Linked DNA regions of Homo sapiens: region 2 is linked to region 1. A link is a contact called in ENCODE Hi-C or POLR2A ChIA-PET data. All regions are on one chromosome and are shown on one strand. The core of a region is the stretch at or near the end of the contact, and the rest is flanking DNA. Distances in the headings are between cores, read along the strand shown. Region 1 has its middle 40 kb from the start of LINC01948. Region 2 has its middle 32 kb from the start of C5orf67.

Evidence for each region. A loop is a pair of places that touch in the nucleus more often than their neighbours do. ChIA-PET counts read pairs that join two places held with the same protein, here RNA polymerase II (POLR2A).
Region 2: a map of PC-9 shows a loop between it and region 1 (2.2-fold over the local background). The contact joins two enhancer-like sites. A Hi-C loop is called at or near these places in 2 of 168 maps with a recorded cell type or tissue (Caco-2 and PC-9). POLR2A ChIA-PET finds 5 or more read pairs at or near these places in 2 of 52 experiments (Caco-2 and HepG2).

The regions. Positions count from the first base shown.
Region 1 is chr5:56,440,072-56,443,136 of GRCh38, forward strand. No RefSeq gene overlaps it. Among named protein-coding and RNA genes, the nearest start is that of LINC01948, 40 kb to the right of the region's middle. Within about 2 kb of position 1,565, at least 6 of the 41 ENCODE cell types and tissues checked have a DNase peak (open chromatin) inside an H3K27ac peak, as active enhancers do; they include PC-9, where a contact is called at or near this core.
Region 2 is chr5:56,637,010-56,640,074 of GRCh38, forward strand. No RefSeq gene overlaps it. Among named protein-coding and RNA genes, the nearest start is that of C5orf67, 32 kb to the left of the region's middle. RefSeq lists enhancers at 276-845, 453-747. Within about 2 kb of position 1,427, at least 7 of the 41 ENCODE cell types and tissues checked have a DNase peak (open chromatin) inside an H3K27ac peak, as active enhancers do; they include PC-9, where a contact is called at or near this core.

The DNA.
Region 1 (3,065 bases), core at 315-2,814:
CTGGAAAAGCACATTATAATAGCTAATAAGACCTAACGTAACTTATAGAATTCTAGGCATAGCCCTAAGCCTTTGCATGCATTATGTCTTTTTATCCTCACCACAACCTTATGAGGTAGGTACTATCATTACCCTCATTTTATAGATAAAGAAACTGAGGCACAGGAGGTTAATTAATTTGAGTTACGTCACCTAGCTAACTAGTAGAGCCAAAATGTTCACTTTGTCAACTTAACTCCAATGCACATCACTCTTAAGGTCTCTTTTGGTCTGTCTGTCCTTGTGTAGTTACAGTTGAACTTTAAGTTCTCTGGGCAATGCTTCAGGACACCTGTTTTATGTGTTATGGAAGAGCAGGATGCTGGGTCTGGAAAGGACCCTTAAAGTTCATCTGGTCCAGTGGAATGGTAAGGTGTGAGCTTCATGAGAGCAGGAGGTATCTTCATTCCATCATTGATGAGTCCCCCTGCCAGTTACATAGTAGTAGCTCAGTAAGTATTTATTGAAAAAATGAGTGTTGAATAATTTTGTTTTTTAAAGCATTTATTCAAACCTCCAATATTAAACAGATCATATCAGAGATGCTCTGGTTAAAGTTTTTAAGTGGAGGTGGGGCCCAGAGTTCCACAGTCTAGAGCCTGCTCTAGAACTACCCACAGCTTGAAGGCTACTCATCTAATCCAGATCCCTGCAGTACAGATGAAGATGCCTGATGTCCAAGGAGGTTTAGTGTCCTATCAAAGACCACTCTGCTAAGGAGGAACAGAGCTGACTTTTCTGATGCCGAGTCCCAAAGTTCTTTCCCCCACCACAACATAAGGGGGTAGCCTGGCCCCCAGACTCCTTACAACTGAGAATATACTTATAGGAAAACGACAGCTGCTTGGCACATAGATGGTTATGTAATTCAAGTTACTCAAAGACAACCTTAATTTACATGTGATAGCTAAACAAAGATTTTCTGTCTCATAAATTAAGAATGAGCAATTGCATTGTCTACTACCACATCCCATGAAATACCTCTAAACTCAGAGAACTCTTTGTTGGTTTTAAAAGATACCAAGATCCATTTTATTGCTTGTTTGAAGATTATTCATTTTATGGCTGAAGGGAGATTATGGCACTTTTGCTATCCTCCAGCCTTTCCCCCATCCTCCAAGAACCTTTCACCCCACCTGCCTTGCCATGATGAAAATGTTACAGGAAACACTCAGCAAGGGGTTGCTCGGAAGAAACCTGTGTGAGAATGTGTGCCTTCGTTTGGGTATGAGAGGGTATCTACCAGCAGGGATGCCCATCCAATTATCTCTCCCGAAGGCGCACTCCCTATTCTTTTAGGAGCATATTAATCATTTTTACTCTTCCACAGGCATTTCCAGTGTTGTCAAAACAGTGCCTGCCTGCATCTGTTTTCTTCAATTGGCCTGGGTTCCAGGGAGTGTTTGTGAGAGAGGAGAGAACAAGAGATTGACAGTCTTGTGTTGACATTTTGTGGCTGTTTGGAAATGAAAACAATCCAGGTCTGATGTTGTAATTCCTCCTTTTATGGGCAAAAAGCAATGTCTCAGCATGAATGAGCATAACCGAACACACTAGGACACACCCCAGACACACTGTGTACTCCCGGGACACTCACCATGCTTTTAGTTACTGCTGTTGTAGAATGAAAGGCAGAAAAGGTCTTTTATTGAGCCAAAGAATCAAGAAATCTTTTGATTCTCCATACCCAAATCTCCTACTCCAGTGGGATGAATAAAATGTCAAAGAGAAAAAAAAATCCTGATTTTTTAATTTACTATATATATATGTCTTTTTTTCTTCTTTTCAAACTATAATATTAATCACAACTCAATTTTTAGTTACCCAAGTAATAGATTTTCATTGATAAATATGAAAACAATATAGATAAACAGAACTTCTCTTTACCTATTCCCCTAATCTGACACTGTTCTTCATTGTATATCATTATTATCCCTCCACTGCACATATCTCCAGGCGTTTTCTAAGTATTTACATTCATATATGTCTATTTGCATATAGGAATGCACATATTTATTTGGTGGGAATTTTTGTTTAATATATAAATTGTTTATATGGTACATATTTTACTATGACTAGCTTTTCTAACTTAAATATGTGTTGCATATTTTCTTCATATCAGTATGTATTCATTGATCTTATTTGCTTTAAGAGAAGTATAATCTTTCATAGAATGGATATATGGAAATTTATTTAATTATTTCCCAAATGATGAAAATTTAGATTATTTTCAATTTTTTATGATTACAAGCAATAGTGTGATGAAATTTGTTGTACTTATCTTTTTAAGCACATGTGCCAATGTTTTCTATGGAATAGACATGAAGAAATGAAATTTATGGGTTAAAGGGTAACACTTGCTTTTTAAAAGCAACAATAAAAACTATCTATCTAACTGTCTTAGCTTGAGCTGCCATAACGAAGTATCACAGACCAGGTGGCTTAAACAACAGACATTCATTTCTCACAGTTTTGGAGACTGGTAAGTCCAAGATCAAGATGCCTGCAGATTTGGTTCCTGGTGAGGGCCGTCTTCCTTACTTGCAGATGGCCACCTTTTTGCTGTTTCCTCACATGGTGAAGAGAGAGAAGGCTCTGGCTTATCTTCCTCTTCTTATAAGGACACTAATCCCATCACGGAGAGGGCCCAACTTCATTTAAACCAAATTACTTCCCAAAGACCCTATCTTCAAATACCATCATATTAGGGGTTTGGGTTTCACATATGTATTTTGAGGGTACACAAACATTCAATCCATTATATATCTATTTATCTGAATTGGTAATAAATTCCTACAGAAAAAAATTACAAAGTCAGGATCAAGCGGAATCATAAATCTAAAAGCAGGCAGACAAAAATGGTGGATTTTAATTTAACTATATCAATAATCACATTAACTGTAAATGTTCTAAACACTTTATTAGAAAACATAGATTGTCAGATGGGATTAAAAGAAAATAGCAAGACTCGACTCTATCCTACCTACAAGAAACCCACTTTATATCTAAAGACATAGATAGTTTAA
Region 2 (3,065 bases), core at 177-2,676, 200 kb after region 1:
AGGTTTATGCACAGCAACTTGAAAATGTTCCCAACTCCCTCGAAACAACATGCTAATTTAATTTCAGCCAGCAAGACCTCTTTCCAAGTTCCCACCCCACCACCCAAAAAATAGGGTAGCAGGGCTGCCCTGAACATTGAAGCCTCTTGGGGAATTCCCTGACATATCCCAAGGAAAAAGGGTATTGATGCCCAGTTTCAACAGACCTTTCTCACATTCCTGATTCAGAAATCTTACCTAATGTGTATTAGGGTTCTACTGAAATCGGTCTCAAACACCTTATCCAGCAACGTTTGAGAAATCTCTGTGCTACTTGTCCTGCCCACCCCAACCTCAAGCCTTGTCTTCCAGAATGGCTCCACAAAGAGGAGAGAACAGAGACGGATCACCACCAGAGCCTGAGAAGAGGGCCTGTGAAAACTGCCCTCCTTCCAATCAAAAAGGATTTTTTTTTCCTGACTGCTATGTGAATAGAACGTTAAAAACTTGAACTTTGAGCTGTGATCCAATACCTGAAATTCCTTTCATTCCACAATTAAAGATAAGGCTTTCAGTGAAAACACAGCAGGAATGAGCATTCCCCAGACTCTTTAATGCCCAGGAAGAGATAAATGACTGACGTGGGCCATTTCTTAGAGATGGCTTTGGAGGAGGAGGAGGGAAAGGAGAGGTCAAGTGTACTAAAGGAAGAGTGAGCACAGGAAAATGAAAGGCTAGAGGCTTTGAAGAGAATCTCTGCCCACTTCACCATCTGCCCTGAACAATGCCAGATCTAATTGCTTCCAGAACTGCTCCTCACTTTAAAAAACAAAAATCTCCTTTGACCACAAAGCCAACTGCTACAGGTTTTTAAGTGGACAAGGATGTCTTTGGGTGGCATCTACCCAGATGAAGATGAATAGGAAATAGATCCTTATCCAGGTATATTAGAAAGCGACTTCAAAACATGTAATAAATTTGTGCTATCAATCATTATATTACCTCATGAGGTAATATATATGAATATAGCCTTTTCAACTGGGGAGTTCAAAGTGAAAAAGGAACCATAGATTTGTAGAAAACAGCAAAATCAGCTTCCCAAGCACTCAGCAGAGTATCATATGTAATAGAAATCACACACACACACAAAAAGATAAAATCGATACACAGGTTAAAGGAATTTCCAGATTGGTATGATTGTTTCCATAAGTGAAAAAGTGGAATTAAGGATGATATTGAGAATGTGGTAGAATGCAGTCCCTTTTTATTTTCTGAGGAGGTGGGGTGGGAAGCCATTGAGAAAGGCAGAGAAAAAGAATGAGGATTGTGCTCCTGTTTACACACAGCCTGGGTTAATGTGTAATTGACAAGATTAATGGCTGCATAATAATTGCCTCTATTGTTTACTGTCTGGATGGTGGCCAGCCACCTTCCCGCTCTGCCCACCAATGGGTTTGGGTTTGTAAGGAATGCAGTCAGTGGCTGATAGGGTCTGTGTGCCAGGTGTAACCTTGCTAAAGAAGACATTCAAGAATCATACAGGGAGACCTGGTGAGGTTTTGCCATGGCAGGGCATGCCTTCTTCTTGTTGTAAATAGTCTAACTTCAAATCTGCTAGGTGAGCTGTATCAGAACAGGGCCAGGCTTGGCCTGACCTAACTGCTCCACCTGAGAAAGACAAAGAAAATAAAACCTCAGGATGTAGAGAAAGGTCTCATTTCTGTCCTGGCCATACTGTGAACCAAAAAGCAGAGTGTTCCTCTGTGCCATTCCTCGCACTGTCCCGGGCTGTGCTGGGAAGTGCCCACCTTTCCCCCACAGGGATGCACAAATACCTTCCTCCCCACTCTTCCCTGATCTGCTTTCTAAGCTCTTGCCTCTTGTGCACTGTGAGACAAGCAAACAGACCAAGACTCTGGGTCATGAACCCCAGACAGGATTTCCATGGAAAGGTACCATGCGTCCAACCCTTCTCCTGCTGATCTTGTCTTGTCTTGCCTCTCACAGGGACCAGCATGGTTTTATGTACAAAAACAAGAGCTACGTAATTCTCACGTGGCCTTGTTCTCAACTGGGTCACAAGTGTTCTTCTTGATTACCTCAACCTTTGTGGTTTTCCATTCCCTAACAAATCAATTTTAGAGTCTTGACGTCTGAAGAGGCCCTCCTAGGGCTGGTACTAGTCTACCTTTCCTGTCTTCCCTTCCAGCCCAGCTTAGACTGCTTTACTGTGCAGCTCTATTCCTCCTTCCTTCCACCTAGAAGGTCTCCCTGCTACCCACTCTCTCTCAGTATATTCAAATCTAATCCCTCTGGTGCAGACTCCATAGTGTCTCCCTATTATACACTCTCACATCCTTTGTGCTTTTCCTTCATAACACTTACCCCTCCTGTCATTAAGTAATGATTTGTGCAGTCATCAGTGGGGTGGCTCTCTCCCTTGCTAGACAGTAAGTTCCTAAAGACAAAAACTGCACATGCTGTGTTCTGTGATACCTCTCTAAAAGAGGGTCTTTAGTATGTGCTTAAATCAGTTGTCAAGTTAATAACTATATGAATACATGCAAAGACAAGTTCAAAATTTTCACTTCCTTGGTGAGCTCAACCTTCAGCCTCTCCAGCTGGGTATATTCTTGTTAGTCCATCTGAAGTAACAGGGGAACTTTGTGCTTCCCTGGCACTATCATTTCCCTGTTTTATTATCAGTATCTGGGCTTAGTCTTATCTCTCGTGCTTCTCTAAGCCTCCTTGAGAGCAGGGACTCTCATTCATTCTGTGTGTGGCTCACAACTCCGAACACAAAATTTTATGTAGCTGGGAGTAAAAAACTGTCAGCCAAGTAGTGGGCTATTTGTTTATTCAGTCAGTCATTCATTTGATGTCTATAGTCCTACATTCTGTACACAGTCCTACATCCTCCACACACTACTTCTTCTATATTAAAATAACATTTTAAAGAATTTTCCCCAGTCTACAAATCTTATCATTTCAGAATCTCAGCCATACAGCATATACTCTTTCCAGGGGCATTCCACTCCAGTCTGCAGTCTTGAGTTTAAAGACATTGACATGGTTTGGCTCTGTGT